Regions from separate parts of the Mus musculus genome. Here region 2 is linked to region 1. Evidence: chromatin loops called from intact Hi-C (ENCODE). Cell type or tissue: left cerebral cortex. All regions are shown on one strand. Each heading gives the region's core, and the rest is flanking DNA. Links, peaks and the distances in the headings are about the cores only.

Region 1 (7,861 bases), core at 1,810-6,809:
TTGAAAACTGGTCAAGGAACTGCAGTGATATGCCTTGCATGTATGTTGGGTGAGCTTTTTGTATAGGAAAAGAGCTGCCCAAGTCACCCATGCTTTGTAAGAAAACTCAGTTTATAACATCAAAAAATTCTTTGGTTCACTTAGCTGAACTTGATGGAATCATTTCTTTATATGTCTTTGTCCTCCATCTCTGGTGAATAAATATAGTCCTCAGTGCCAAGTGACAGAGACTCAGATCACTTGGCAAGGCAGGAAACTACTATAACTCTAGAGCTGAAGAGACAGAAGACGTAAGCAAGGATACCAGAACCTTAAAGGTAAGGGCCATACAACTGGTCAAGAACATTAGATTTCCCTTTTACATAATATAGTCAAAAGAGTCAGAATGTTAGGTCACAGGTACAGGGAGGAAAGATCACTGAAGTCACCTAGAACAAAGGAAGGAAGGAGAACAAGACAATGGCTTCCTACCATCCTCTAGTCTTTCAGCAGGTCCACATCTTGATTCTGGTGAGCTAGATGCAAACTGGCCAGACATCTGGAGGATGTAGTTGTCTACCACACAACAGAGCATCAGGGTGTTATGCATAGATCTAAAGAAACCAGGCAAGCCAGGCAGTGGTGGCGCATGCTTTTAATCCGAGCACTTGGGAGACAAGGGCAGGTGGATTTCTGAGTTCAAGGCCAGCCTGGTGTACAGAGTGAGTTCTACGACAGCTATGGCTATACAGGGAGACCCTGTCTTGAAAAACCAAAAAAAAAAGAAAAAACAGAAAAAGAAGAGAGAGAGAGAGAGAGAGAGAGAGAGAGAGAGAGAGAGAGAGAGAGAGAGAGAGAGAGAGAAAGAGAGAGAAACCAGGCAAATGACATAATCCTTTATCATACTGTTTCTCCTCTGGGACACCATCATCTAAGACCCAAGTCATCTCAGAAAGATGAAATATTTTATATATATAGAAGTAGAATCTGATGGTACAATGCTTCATAGGGTACCCACTCTCCCAATATATCAGACATCCTTTGCATAAGGTTGCTGTCTAATCCTGAGTCCATAGAAATGCCAGAAAGGAGCAATGGGCTTCCAGGTGTGTGAATGTGTCTCTGTGGATTCCTAATTGCTCTCTTTTCCCACTGCTCAATGCCTGATATGAGGTATGTCAGGGCCATCCATACCCTCATGTACATCACTTCATCTTGAACAAAAAAAATCAAACTTATTACTTTACCTATTGATGCCCTCCCACACTCTGCAATGGATTTCAGTCTTTTATATATAAATGCATGCTATGCCACAGGACAAATGTAATCACTGAAAGAGAGTAAGGAAAAAGACCAGCAAGCCCAGGCAAGGAAGAAAATGAAGTCTACCCCACTCATCCTGTGATTCCCAGAGAGAGGTATAACATGTACATCCTGTAGACGATAGGCCCTACAAAGAGTGGCCAGGGACACCCCTGGTTCTGACGGGCAGTTTTCCACCTTTGCACACATCACTACAGGTCAAGTATTCTGGTGGCCACAACTCCACAACCCAGTGATTGGGCAACCATTCATACAGACTACCAAATAAGCAAAAGTAATACTTTGTTCTGAACAGTCTCAAGTGAGAGTTGGCCCTGAGCACTTCTGCTGAAGGAAAGTAAGTAGTTAGAGACCCTCTCAAGATGGCTCTGAGACTGCGTGCCTGGGAATGTGGCTGCCCAGCAATGTGCACTGGACCAGATCCTGTAACTCAAGGGCATGAGCAAAATATTATAGACCCCCTCTCCTCCCCAGGACTGGAAACTGAAGTTCTGATGAGAAAGCTGGTCTCAGTTGTATACAGTATACCAGGAAGTCTCTGCTAGCTTTGGGTCTTTAACTACCATCACATCCTGTCTCTGGAACCCTCTCTAACTTCATAACCCCTCAGAACTCTACATGTTCCAAGATCCCTCATTGAATTGCATCATCCACGCCTTTGTCTAACCATGCAGTGGACAGGTCAGATGCCAGGGCTCCATCAGGAATGAAGAAATGAGCCCTGCTCTCTCACAGAGCTTGCTCTCTGGTGAGCCAATCAAGCTTTTCAAATTAAAAAAAGAAAAAAAAAAAGAACAACATAGGAAAGAAATCACAGCAAAAAGGAGAAGATAAAGATTGCATGAACTCTTCCTGAGGCATGTTCAGGTTAAAGATGGAGCCAAATTGAGTTTAGAATGAAAAGCTTAATTTTAAAAGTTATTGAGGATGTGAGTGTTCAAGGACTTCTCTTCCCTGTGGTTGGGCTCTAGAATGGAGTGGGAAGCAGGGCAATGAACCCAGGGTCCTACACAGGGAGCAAGTGAGGCCTCTTGTCCCAAGCTCAAAGAATCCGGTGTAGCAAAACCAAGGCTGGAGAGATGGGCAGTCCTGGACTGTCCTGCCCAGGGGGGACATCTCCTGTAGTCACCTCCCCATCCCCCAGCCTCAGCTCCTGCACTGTGCTCCTGCACAGAGTTATCACTTAATACTTCAATCTGTCATCTTGTTAGCTTCTCTATCAAAACTCAGATCATCTTGAGGACAAAGCTGTTGTTCAAATAGACAACCTTCATTGAAATGTATGCTCCAACTAGGCTGCTAAACCCACGAGGAGGAAGAATGGTGGATTATGAGATAGACATGAGGTTAAGTTCAGGAAATGATATCCTAGCCTGAATAGCTCCTGAGGCAAAAAGCATTCACCAACAAAAATAAATTACGTATTTATTTAATTAAGACCTTCAGCATTTCAAGGAATCCTATTACTGGTGAATGACAATCAGCATTGGCTCAGGGTCTTTGTCATGCAAATGTTGCATTTATGCATCAGCTTTAACCTGTCAGCCATTCACCTTATTGTTTGGAGTGCTTTCTTTCCACTTGCTTCATGGTTATTGCTTTGAACCTGGAAACAGGAAAAAAGGAGAGTCCCTTTCCAAGTGGGACAACCCTTTAGTAGACCTTCTGTGTTGCCATTTCAAAACCAATACTTCAACAGTAAACCAGAACAAAAACTCCTTCAGAGAATAGGATGTGAAGAACAATGCTTACCCCATTCTCCTTGACACCCAGGGCCAGCAGATGTCGCTAACAAGACAGTCATCATGCAGAGCCAAAGGGATGGAGGCCTCTCTGCCAAGCCCAATTCTCATTTCTAAGGCACTCAGATTGTGCAAAAGGGGGACATAAAAAAAGACACATTCTTGTTCCCACTAAGTACAGAATAGAGCCAGGAACACAATTAAGACGGGCACACGCGTGCGTATACACACCACACACACACACACACACACACACACACACACACACACACACACACACATACACACACACACCCAGAGGGAACAAAATATATGAACCCATTATCTCATGAGAGGCTGCTTACAACAGCAAGGCAGAAAGCAAAGGCTCTGACGTCAGTGATCAAGGCTCAAGTACTAGAGCGTTTACTTATAAACTCACCAAAGATTTCCTAGCTGTTTCCTCGACTGCATTAAGATATGCACCTCACAGAGTTCACATGGGTTTGGCACGAGTTGGTGCATGGAAGAATCCAGAACATGCTGGTCTATAGTCCAATGCTCTTCGTGTTAGCTGTGAGGTAGGTTATATGTAACTTAACAAAGAGCAACTGTCTTCAGACTCATATACCCTGACAGCATGCTTTAGCCCTTGGGTCTCGCCAGTCTTCCCAGAACTCTCTTTATAGGTACTCATCCTCTCATAGGGAATATTCCAGGTTGACTCTCCAGTAAATGAATGTCTCTCTCCACCGGTCCTTTCTTGAGGCATAAAGACCATTCCAGATAAGACCAAGGTCGGGTACAATAAATAAATCAAGAAGGAAATTCAAGCCATTCATCAGGGACAGCCATACTTAAGGTACTGCATTAGGAGTAGGATCCAGGCAAGTCCACAAGAAACCTGGCAGATTCTGCTCTGTGCGCTGGAGCCCCGAGCTTCCAGACAATAGGGGGTGCCATCCTTTATTTTCAGGCATCCAGGGAGCCAAGCCATGTATGGATGCCCTCACAGGATCTGGTTAGTTTTCTCAGTAAGGCCCAGCCCTTGAGATATCTCTCCTAACCATCTGAAGAAACATCCAGACGATCTCAACCTCCAGTCAGGTTCATAGACATCACAGAGCAGAGGCAAACTATTGCCACCAAGCCACCTCTCAGTCCTTGGGTCGCAGGACCTAAGATCATAAGAAAGCTGTTGCTGCCCGACTGTCTACGGATTGTCAACAGATAACCACAGCACCGGCCTCTAAGTTTTATAACCTTGAGCTTACTTTATAGCAGCCTCTTCGGCTGAGATTTATTGTGCCCATTTTCGGAGGTGAGAACACGAGTCTGATGCAGTTCTACAACAGCTTCTAAGGAACGTCATCAAGATCCAGAGACAGTACATACGCCGTGCATCAGTCACCCGGAATTAAGAGAACGCTTCTGATAATCAGATGATGGACTCAGTTCCAGCAATTCCTTATTTGCACATATTTTATGTGCTGATAACACCCATCACTGAAAATAAAGTCATTTGTCTGTCAAAAAAAAAAAAAAAGCTAAATCCCCGTGAGCTAGCCACGATACTAGGCTAAGCTGATGGGCTAATTCACATCAAACTGCGCCTGTGACAATGGATCCGTGTATCTAGTCTTTCAGAGAAAGGGCAGGATTTTTATCAGTGAGGATTTCAGTGCCTTGTCTGGAATATTTGAACGGCCATAGTGATTCAGACCTGTGAGCCCTGGAGGCTCTGTGGAGAAGAGGGATTTCAGGTTTGTGGGCTGCTTCATACTGGCCGGGGACATGCTGGTGATAAAGCTAACTGCTTCACAAATTTACTTATAGGTGATCTGAGAAAATACTGAAAATAGACACTCAAGAAATTTGGCTGTGATCAGGGGTGCCAGATGCCCCCCCCCCAGACACTTGCATCACGTGGGCTGCAGGCATCAGGCCTAGCTCAACTCTTTTCATAGCCAGAGGAGGCCTTCATAGCACAGACATGGCTCAAGGACCTGGGGAAGCGCTGTCCTCAAGGAGCCTTCCAAAGCCTGGGTATAGAGAAATACTTTCTACTTCCTCCGAGCCCCGTGTCCATCAGCACTGCACAGTGCTTTTGTTCCAGCAAAGTCTTCCAGGCCCAGATGGTATGAAGGCGGGTTCTAAGTCCTGCACATGAGCACTGAGAGTTCCCAGAAGTCATATACAGCTCTCCAAATGTCCCACAAAGCCTCATAGCTGCCAAGCAAGTCTGGCCGAATGTCTGAAGGCACTGGGTGTTCCAGTCTTGATAGATCTGCCTCAGGGGATTCACAGAGGTACAGCAAGGACACTTTCTGTAAATGGCTTCTTTGCTCAGCCTCTCTCTGTCTGGGTTCCCTCAAAAGGAGACCCCCCGAGTCTAGGCCCCAGAACAGGTTTTGAGGGATGATCTCAGGGAGGATGGAAAGGGGAGCACAATAGTAATACAGGAAGAGAAGGAAGCCAGTTACCACCACAGGCAGCTGGGATGCTGGACCCTCAGATGTCCTCCACCTGCAGGCAAAAGGGTGGAACACATTGGGTTTTGTGAACTCTTGGCAGCCACTGATAAAACCAGGTCCTGGGAGTATAAGTTTCCTAGACCTTGGGATCTGCCATGACTGCAAGTTTAGGACTCTAGTAGCCAGAGGGAAGCCATAAGCAAAAGGCTGACTCTCTTTGGAGTTGGGCTACAGACACAAACAGAGGAGATGTGACCAGGCACTGACAGGCGCGGTTACAATCACTCTCTGTAGAGTGCTTTCTCCATACATGTGCATCTAACACCACAGAGACATTGCTCTCTCCATATACACATCTTCCATCTCTCTGCCTTTGGCTTCCAGCCACCGGCACCACATTGAGCCTGAAGAAAACCCATTCCACAGAGAAGTCAAGACCAAGGCACAGCGGAACATCCTGAAGCTCACTTCCTCTGTAAGGGGGAGGCTTCAGTTTCCAAGCCACTGCTAGCAAGTTCTCCCTGAGGAAGCACCAGCTCTACTCTCCTAGCTCAGCAGACTGGGGGTGGTGGGAGGGCCAGCCGATCTTCATCCACAGCTGGCTATAAGGGAAATATTAGGCCATTTCTAACCAGACTTGGGATCACCTTGTGGTGTAGGAAGGTCTAGAAACAGTCCAGAGTTACATGAAAAATAGAAAATCCCGGTACTCTATAAAACTACAAGTCCAGGACTTCCTGAATAAGGTCCTGGCCTTAACCATTGCCAAACACTGCCATATTGAAAGCTTAGTGTCTGTTTTGAGCATTTTCTACTTGGAAGTGGCCTGCATATATGCAGAAATGCCAAAGTGATGCTAAAATAACACACCCCAACCATCTGTCTTACTCCTCCAAATTGTTGTTTGATGTACTTTTGTCTGGCTGTCAGGAATTTCATAACCCCTTTGGTGCTGTGAGTGAGTGCCTGTGAGTATGTGTGTGTGTGTGCGTGTGTGTGTGTGTGTGTGTGTGTGTGTGTGTGTGTGTGTGTGTAAGTTCACCTATCTCTGAAGCATTTCAGAAGGTGAAAATTTCAGAAAATTACAGAAATTCTCTCTTTCTAAATATACTTCAAGGCTTCATGAAGGAACCAATGTGGCAGATTTGGGTTGGTTGGGAGAGCAGCCTCGGAAAGAAGTATTTAGTAAGTCAAGTCAGAAGAGTGGGTGTGAGGACCCCTCCCTCCCAAGCTTTTCTCCTTATTACATACAGGCTGTCTGTGCGGGAGCTTCCAGGAAAGCCACCTTTAAATTCACAGCTCATCATCTATCATAATTGAAAATATGGTGGTGCATAAGAAATGATGTTGACTTTGGGATCAGAATGTCAACCAGGTCTTTTCATTTCAAAAATCCATGCATCCCTCAGCGGCCTTAAGCTACTATTAGGCTAAAAATTTTATAAACTCAACTCCAAGTCAAATATTACAGGACTACCAAATGTCACCAAACCACTTAGTAAGAGGATGTGGCATTCCCATTAAATCAAACTATCAAGTTGTATTTCATCTCTAAGCTGCTGAATATTTGGCAAAATAGTCTCATCCTTAGCAACACTGCAATCTGATAAGGAAGGGAGAAGGAAGTTTTAATCCCAGCACTCTGGAGGCTGAGGTAGGCAGATCTCCATGAGTTGCTAACCAAGACAGTGTGACCTTTCTCAAAAACAAACACAATCAGGGGAGGTAGGAATAAAACCATCCCTAGGGATTTAAAAACAAAACGAAATCAAAATCTTCCTTCCTCTACCTTTTCAATGAAAGTATTCATCAGCAGGACGTTTCATCTCTGGAATATAAGTGTTGACCCTATGCCCATCCTGTTGTTTGAGTCTACCATCTCCTATTTTTGCCCAATGGATGACAACCACCAAAAATTCATTGCAGCCAGGTTTTACAGCTTCTTATTTACATTTTGTTGCAGACCAAGTCCAGATCATTTTAAATTTTTAGTTTTATATCTGACACAAAGGAGCCACCTACTCCAAAGGAGTGAGGCATGCTGTGGCCCGCCAGCCCCACTTAACACTTCCATGAGTCAAGGACAGGAGAAGCAAGAATCAACATATTGAACCCTCACACACACACACACACACACACAAACACACACACACACACACACACACACACACACACACACACAAATGTCCTCTGGTCTAAAAGATGTTCTAATGTTTGCTTGATAGGCTCCACTCCCAAGATGCCCCGATGCAACTTAGAGGCATGAAGAGTCGTTGGCATGAACAGCCTATGCACATCTACATTACTGATAAAGCAACTGCAAGCTGCTACACTGTTGGAAGCTTCCAGATTTCCCAGTCCATT
Region 2 (7,861 bases), core at 1,930-6,929, 64 kb before region 1:
GTAAATCCACTTACTGCAACTCAGGAACAAACTAAAATTCAGCCCCAACTTACAGACATGCTCCTCCCCACACATCCTACCAAGGACCACATTGTAGTATCAGGTACACATGCATAGGTGTCCCCATATGAAGGGAGACTCTCAGAGAACAGAACTGCCAGCTGTCTGAGAGCTAAGTATAGTGTCCTGCTCACCTAGCTATATATCTATACTATCCATATCATCTATATCTATATCTGTCTGTAGAGACAGACAGACAGACACACACACACAAAGAGAGAGAGGGAGAGGGAGAGAGAGAGAGAAAGAGAGAGAGAGAGAGAGAGAGAGAGAGAGAGAGAGAGAGAGAGAAGAGACGAGAGATCTCCAGGCAAGCCAAGTCATGGAGTCACCTGTCTTGACTCAGAGGTTCTAGACTGCTTTTTGCCCTCTCATCAGAAGGTATCTGTCTTAGAATCTACCTCTATAGTGTTCTATGCTAGGGCCAAGCCCTTTAGGAAGCTACAGATCCCATCAGCTCACAGGAGCCATGAGTGGACCACAAGGGGCAAGAACTCAGAGTCCTCAAGAGTGTGCAATAACATCATAGCACTCAGGAGTCTGGGATGGTCCACAGAGCTAACAAGGAGGCTTCCCTCAAGGGTGGAGACCTAGGGAAACCATGGCTACAAGGCATCACCAGGGAGAAGCACTGAGCCTCATATCATAAAAGTTATCACCTCACAGGGGAGTAGTTTTTTTCTCTGATTTGTATCTAAATATTAGGCAAAATGAGTGCTGGGTGGAGAAGGGCACACTCGGGCATTTAAGTCATTTATAGTTTACATTTTTACAGCACAGCAGAGATCAGCATCCGCTTTCCAAGTGCAATTAGTAGACAGCGCAGTCTGCCAAGCCGCTGTGTAAATTGTGCCTATTAAAAGAATCTACGCCATGCAATGATTGATCAACACCAAGGATTTATTCACTGAGTGAACAGCGGTTTTTACTTTTGCCATTAGCCAGGGTGATCCATAACAATTTAGATAATGTACTCAGACAGATGCATTCACAAACTGGTGTCAAAGTCCTGCCTTAAGGGTGGCCATCCTGGGTAGGAAGGGAGGAAGAGTTATCGGATGCTGGTCCGGCCAGGGAGCCTGGAACTCACTGGGTTTTGGGTCTGCCATCCTGGAAAACCAACGAGAAGGCGGCATGGGGTCGAGCTGCAGCCGTCCTCCCCTGCAGCACACGGAGCCTGTCTGTGGCATGTTCCCATCAGTGTCCTCATCTGCCAATGGAAATGACCCAGCTGTCACTGAAGTAGAAGAGTGCTTTGTAAGTTAAACTGAGAGCATGATAAGGGACCTAGAGAGATGCTGCTATTCATACTGCACATGTGGGCTCTCCATAGCATGCACAAAGGCACATGTACACATATCCACAGAATATTGCTATCTGGTATTCCAACAAACCTCTTCCCTTTGGGATGGGGTGTTCTAACAGAGTCTTTTGTTTTTCTCTTCTTTTTCTTTACTGGCACCAGGTGGTGTTTAACACTTTATTTCCAGGCCCGGTGACAGGTACTGATGCTCCCTCTCTTCATCAACAGTATAGACCTTGTGTCTGCAGGCTCCCAGATGGCACTGCTGATGTGGTCCTATGGAAAACCAGCTCAGTGAAGGCAGGGATGAACTCTGCACACTTCATGGGGCTCAAGTGCCCACCCACACACCAGTTGTTCCCACTTCCAGTCTGTTTCCTGCGGGCTCCCACAGGATGTCCCAGAGGCTCCGCCCAATGTGACATGCCACATAGAAAAGCCACTTTCTCCCCTAAACTACTGTCCCAGCCTTCATCATCTCTGATTAATGTCATTCTCACCACATGTGTGATTATTTAAGGTAAGACCTTGGTCACCTTGACACTCTCCTTTATCCATGTACGGAGGCCTGCTTCCTCCAAGTGTCTCTGCTCTAGTGCGGCTCCGTACCACCCCTCTCCTCTCCATTCCCACTGCTGCCATCAATCCATCCTCCTCCACCTCTGCCTAAGACCAGTCTCCATCTGACCCTCCCCAGCATGTTTTTAGGACATGAATTCAAACATGGCTTTCCTTCGCTTTACACTCAGCAAAGGCTCATCCAGTATTCTGGGCCCAGAGAGCTTTTCCTGGGAATATGTCTGGCAAATGTTTCTTTAAGAGACCTGACTGTACCATTTGTGTATGCTAGGTTCTCCAGAGAAACAGATTCAACAGTGTGTGTGTGTGTGTGTGTGTGTGTGTGTGTGTGTGTGTGTGTGTGTGTATGAAGAAATAATTGAGAGGACCAAAATATTTTAAGAATTGGATATGTGATTTGGGGGAACCCCAAGAAGAGCTGATTCTGCCACTCAATTTCAAAGGCACATGGCCCTTCTTGTTCTTGTACAGTAGAGGACATCTTTCAAAATAAATCTGAGTCCCACAAACAAACTGCTTTATGCTGTCTTGCAATTTGAATGTTAACATGTTTTAAAAGATGCCTTCTGGGAGCATCCAGAATAATATTTAGCCAAATATCTAAGTAGCTTAGCTTAGCCAATGAAGCACATAAAGCTGACCATCACACCATCTATCTTCTATGGTAACAGGGATGAGGCCTGACACATAAGCAGGACTTATCTTCCCCCTGTGTCTGATATGGACTCATCTGGGTGGCTCCAGCCAGAGGACTCCAAAACTTCAGTGTGGGGGAGACCCTAGGATCATGTTAATAGAGACCATCTTGAAATAATGAGAAGACAGCCCCAAGGAAGGCCAGGGTCCCATATAAATGGAATTGCCAAGAAAGGAAGACATGTTGTGTCTCAATTCAGTAAATACTTCAAATAATAATAGCATTAAGGATATAGAATTTGAGTTCCTCCTATAATATGGCAATTATCAGTAAGTCCTTGCCTTCAAATGGTTCCAATTTATGAATTTTGACCTTATAATGGCGGGAAAGCATTAATAACTCAGTAGCCACTATGCCTCTAATTTTAATGTCCCCCAAGCTAGCAATATGTGGAGTTGCTCACTTGCACTGCTAGGTAGAAAAGATCAGCCTCAGCTGCAGCTCTCCTGCAGTGTATCATTGCCAAGCTGTGGTGTTTATCAGATTAGGTCTACTCATTGCATCTTCAAATTAGACTATTTTCCACTTTTGAGGTGTTCCTGGGAGCTAACCCCATCGTAAGGTGAGGAACATATGGGTATTAATGAGATTAAGTATCTACTAACAGCCAGTGTGCTTTACATGGGACGCATGAGAGATGGAGGGGAGTGGGAAGGCTGAGGGTCCCATGAGGTAGAAATCTAGAGGGGTGAAGATGGGGACACCCTGAAGTTACATTCCCAAGGCTAGAATACAATCACTAACATTGCTTTATATAGAGAGATCCAGCACAAAGTATAAAGAAGGGGACAATCCTCTATGGCTTTCCCAACCTAGATGGCTACTGTTTGCCTACAGCCTGCCTTGGTAGATGTAAAACCCTAGTCCCCATGGATGTGCCTGATCAGAGTAATACAGCAGGATGTAAGAGCTCATCCTGGAAACTTGGGCCAACCCACAGGCTATACCCTCTTCCTTCTACCCATTACCCTTCTACCTTCCTCTTCAGAGAAGCATTACTTCATGGTATGTCTCTGCATCTTCAGCTCCTCCAGGGAGACAGTGTCTCACACAGGGCCCCAGAGAACAGGCTATATGCTGAGCAGAGGGCTAGCCTATAACTCAGCTCAAATGCGTCACAGCTTCTATTCCAGTTCACACAGCATTGACAGACCCCCTATATAAGGAGGGACTCCCATCAGGACAGACAGCTATAAATGCTGCTACTCCCAGAGGTAGGCTAAATGTGTCCCCTCAGACCTGAGCACTGGCTTAGAGAAGAGTCCCATTGCAGCTGCAAGGGGAATCCATCTGTGATTAGCAGAATCATTCTACAGCTTTAAAACATCTTCTAGACAACACACGGCGAGTGGAGCCAACTGCCCAGCTGCTACCACCAGTGAAAGAACGATGACATGGTGACTTTTTTTCTGAAAAACTGCGGAGAAAAGGGATACCCTGAAGTAATACTTTATAATTTTAGGTCCATTCCCCAGCCTCAAAGAACATACCACTCTACTGCTTCCGTCCTTAAAATAAACAGAAAGAGCAAAAAATAGAGTGTACTGGGACTGGTCTGCACAGCTACCAAGACGTCATCTCCACTCCTGTTGGAGTTATTTAGGAAAAGCTATCTCTGGCAGGAGCCATGTGCTCACAACTACCCCAGAACAAGGCACTCAATAGTCTCCAGGGCCTGACGTGCATTTCAGCCTTGGGATAATGGTCCTATGTCTCTTAAAACAAGAAGGAAAAGCCAGTCAGACCCGCAGCCCACCTTTGCTTATAAGGAATGTTGAAACGACCAAGCCCACCACTCCTTGCCTCCTTCACATGGTTTGCATCTGAAGGGCCACCTCTCCCCTTGTGCTGGAAGGCATCCCTGCATCCTGAGCATGAAGGGTTTGATAAGCATACCCCTAGCATGCACAGCATGTTTAGACCATCTGAGCTCTTCTGTATGCCCACCTCTATGCAGACACCTGACAAGTGGAGAGGAAGCCCACCAGGCTCAGGCTTCTAAAGGTGCTCTGCAGATTAGACAGGAGGGAGAACTGAAACAATGTGATTAGTGCCCCTGGAAGGTCAGAGACAGATGTGTCATGCGTGTGTGCATGTGTATGGGTGTATGTACGTGTGCATATGTGCATTCATGCCACAGCATGCATGTGGAGGTCAGCTGAGGTGTCAGGCCTCCGCTTGAAGCTTGTCTGAGACAGTCTTCTATTGTTGTTCACTGATATGTACAGCAGGCTAACAGGCCTAAAGCTTCACAAGATCATCTTGTCCAATGTCTCCTGCGGGGCCGTGGGTGTGGGGGAAAGAAAGGAGTGGGAGAGAACCGCCAGAGTTCCGGTGCTCTGGGCAGGCAGACTCGAGAGGACTGCGCACGCTTTCCACATGGCCCCGGGTGGGCATCTAGCTGTGTTAAGCCACTGACCCCACACGGCAGGTGGTGGACAAGGGGCAGCCCCAGGTACCAGGTTCTCAGCCTCTGGCATCCCACACTGGATACTGCAATGAGCTGAGAACAAAATAGGGGCCCAGGGCAGCACTTGGCACCAGGGCTGAAAGGAGGAGAGTGCAGGGGGAGAGGCGGCTGGATGGTTCCCACATGGGCAAGAATCCTTTGTCAGGTCTGTGGCTGGAGCACAGGATGGCCTTCTGGCAGGAGCTTAGACATGGCTCCTTAGGAAAAAGCCTATCTCATTGTTCAAGCACTTCATGATCAGAGACAGTCTATTGTTTTAGAGCTTTATTGTAGAAAGGCAGGGGTAAAGAGAGAAGGTAGAAAGAGAGAGGGAGAGGCTGGCCATAGCCACGTGGAGAGAGGGAAGAGAGAGAGAGAGAGAGAGAGAGAGAGAGAGAGAGAGAGAGAGAGAGAGAGAGGAGGGTTAGAGAGTAAGAAAGGTTAAAGCTTAGAGAGAGAGGTGGGGCCAAGCAGCCCCTCTTATAGTGGGCTGGGCTATCTTGCTGTTGCCAGGTAACTGTGGGGTGGCGCATACCTGGCTATAGTCAGGTAACTGTGGGGGTGGAGTCTAGCCAGAATGCCAGAAACTTGGGACATTGTCTGCATGACTGATAGCCTCAGACCTCCCCTATGGGGGCCATGGGGGCAGTAACTTCAACAGGAGCCAGGCGTCCAGGAGACATGATCTAATACCTTCTGTCCCATGAAGGTGGAAATTACTGCTCACCTGATCCCACCGGGGTTCAAGACCTCAGCTCGACTGGAGACCAGGCTGTCTGTGCAGAGCCCATTGCCCCACAGTCTCCCATCTTGATTCTGGAGTACTGGGATTTCTGGTGTGTATTACTATACCTGACTTTATATAGGTTCTGGGGATTTGAACTCGGGTCTTTATGTCTTGCAGCAAAAACTTTACCCGCTCAGTCATCTCCCTAGCTAGGAGCATTAGCGCTCTCTCTCTCTCTCTCTCTCTCTCTCTCTCTCTCTCTCTCTCTCTCTCTCTCTCCCTCTCTCTCTCTCTCTCCCTCCCTCCCTCCCTCCCTCTGCCTCTCCCTCTCCCTCTCTCTCTCCCTCTCTCTCTCTCTCTCTCTCTCTCTCTCTTGTGAGTGAGTGAGAGAGAGAGAGAGAGTGTGTGTGTGTGTGTGTGTGTGTGTCCTATCCAGCACTTCTCAGCCCTCTCTATCACAGCTCACATAGAACTCTGTGACCGCTCTGCGGGAGGCTATCACAGTTTGGGGGCCCCTTGGTCAGATTCAGACCATCCCTGGGGATGAGAGAACAAACCAGCACGTACTTTATCAGCTGATAACACTTAACAGGATTGCAGAGAGGTACACAAAGGTACAGGGCCAGGACATAAGCACACAGCTAAAAAGGAATATCTATGAAAAAACACCCTCACTATAATCTATTCCCATACTATCTCCACCCGTCTAGCCCCACTGAGAAAGACTGGCTGTTGTTTCCTATTAGACTGTATATAGCCAGCCAGTGTGTCTCGAGCCAGTTTGAAAGGCTGCCAGCTTTCTTGGTTTGGCATATGGAAAGATTTCAAAGCCAGCCTTGCCCTCCTCATTTCTTGCCAACTACCTTCGCTCCAATAATTTCATGCCCTGAAGCTCTTAGAAACTCCAATTCCTCCTCCCATCCAAACCACTGCACCATCTATTTCCTGTCTAGCATGCAGATATGCTTTTGTGCCATCTATTTCCTGTCTAGCATGCAGATATGCTTTTGTGCCTGAATAGAAGCCCAAGTCTCTGGTACAGTACCTGCAGATTTAACCTGACTGACCCTCCGGGCTGAGGACCCTTGGCAGCTGGCATGTGCCATCCTCAGCTCTGTATCCAGAAGGACCTGGCCTGGGGCAGAGGCAGGACAGTAGTGCTGAGCAGGCTTTAATTAGAGAGTTAAAAGTCAGTAACTGGCCAGGAGAGCAACTGGTAAGCAAGGCTGGGGTAGCACTCTTCTGCCAGGACTAATTCATGCCAGGAGTCCCTCTGTCCCTGACCAGAGCAGTCACTACCATGTCATACCAGCATCTGATGGAAGCACACAAGTATGACTGACAGACATTATGACTGACAGTATGACTGACAGACCCTGAGCTCTATTTCAAGTCTCAGTTTTGAGCAATTTACAGGTCCCAAATGGTGTCTACAGCCCCTAGTCTTTCCTCACACACCCATTCATCCCATTGTACTTCCCAGCGAGGCTGACAGAAATTCCACCCTGCCTGCCACTGGTCTGGTCTAAACCTCCTGTCTCTGTTTTCTCTTATTCTTCCTGTCTAGTCTGTTGGGAAATCTTGCTGAATTCACCTCCACTGTACAGCTAGAATGTAACTTTGATTCTCCCATGGCCCACAGGGAGACCATGCTCCTGAGCATCACCTATTTGTCAGGCAACTGACTGCCTCTACTTCCTCTTCCTTCCTCCTGCTTTCTCATCTTCTTCCTAGTAAGACTTCACAGTATAAGGTGGGCTCTTCCTGTATAACAAGCTTTGATGAAAGAAGCACCTTTAAGTAAGATGGAGTAAGATGGACCCTTTCTGGACAGAGAGCAGTGTGTTCCTTGAACAGAGTCATAAAGACACCGTCTTTCTCCAGGGCAAAGTTCAGACAGATTTCCTAACAGCTTCTTAGATGATTGGGGTTTTCTAAGTTCATGTATTCTCGGCAGCTGTAAACTGTACTCGGGAGACATGAGCGAGAGGAATGAATGCGGACGGGGGGCCCAAGCTGGTTGCTGTACCATGAGAAAGGAAGTGT

The links. A loop is a pair of places that touch in the nucleus more often than their neighbours do. Peaks named below come from ENCODE experiments on the same cell type or tissue, not always from the same donor. Only the 100,000 strongest peaks of a DNase experiment are listed, where the experiment ranks them.
Region 2: a loop joins it to region 1, with 8 times the contacts of the local background. A loop is called at or near these places in 2 of 42 quality-filtered maps.

What each region holds. Positions count from the first base shown.
Region 1 is chr9:98,013,687-98,021,547 of GRCm38, forward strand. All of the region lies in intron 1 of Clstn2 (calsyntenin 2), which reads right to left. Among named protein-coding and RNA genes, the nearest start is that of 4921534H16Rik, 14 kb to the left of the region's middle. In left cerebral cortex, for the core only: a CTCF peak has its summit at 3,075 (motif pointing right); DNase peaks (open chromatin) are centred at 4,330, 5,182, 5,787 and 6,373; H3K27ac peaks cover 1,719 bases.
Region 2 is chr9:97,949,966-97,957,826 of GRCm38, forward strand. The region is part of intron 1 of Clstn2 (calsyntenin 2); the gene reads right to left. Among named protein-coding and RNA genes, the nearest start is that of 4921534H16Rik, 50 kb to the right of the region's middle. In left cerebral cortex, for the core only: no CTCF peak of the experiment used is centred there; DNase peaks (open chromatin) are centred at 4,156 and 4,906; H3K27ac peaks cover 444 bases.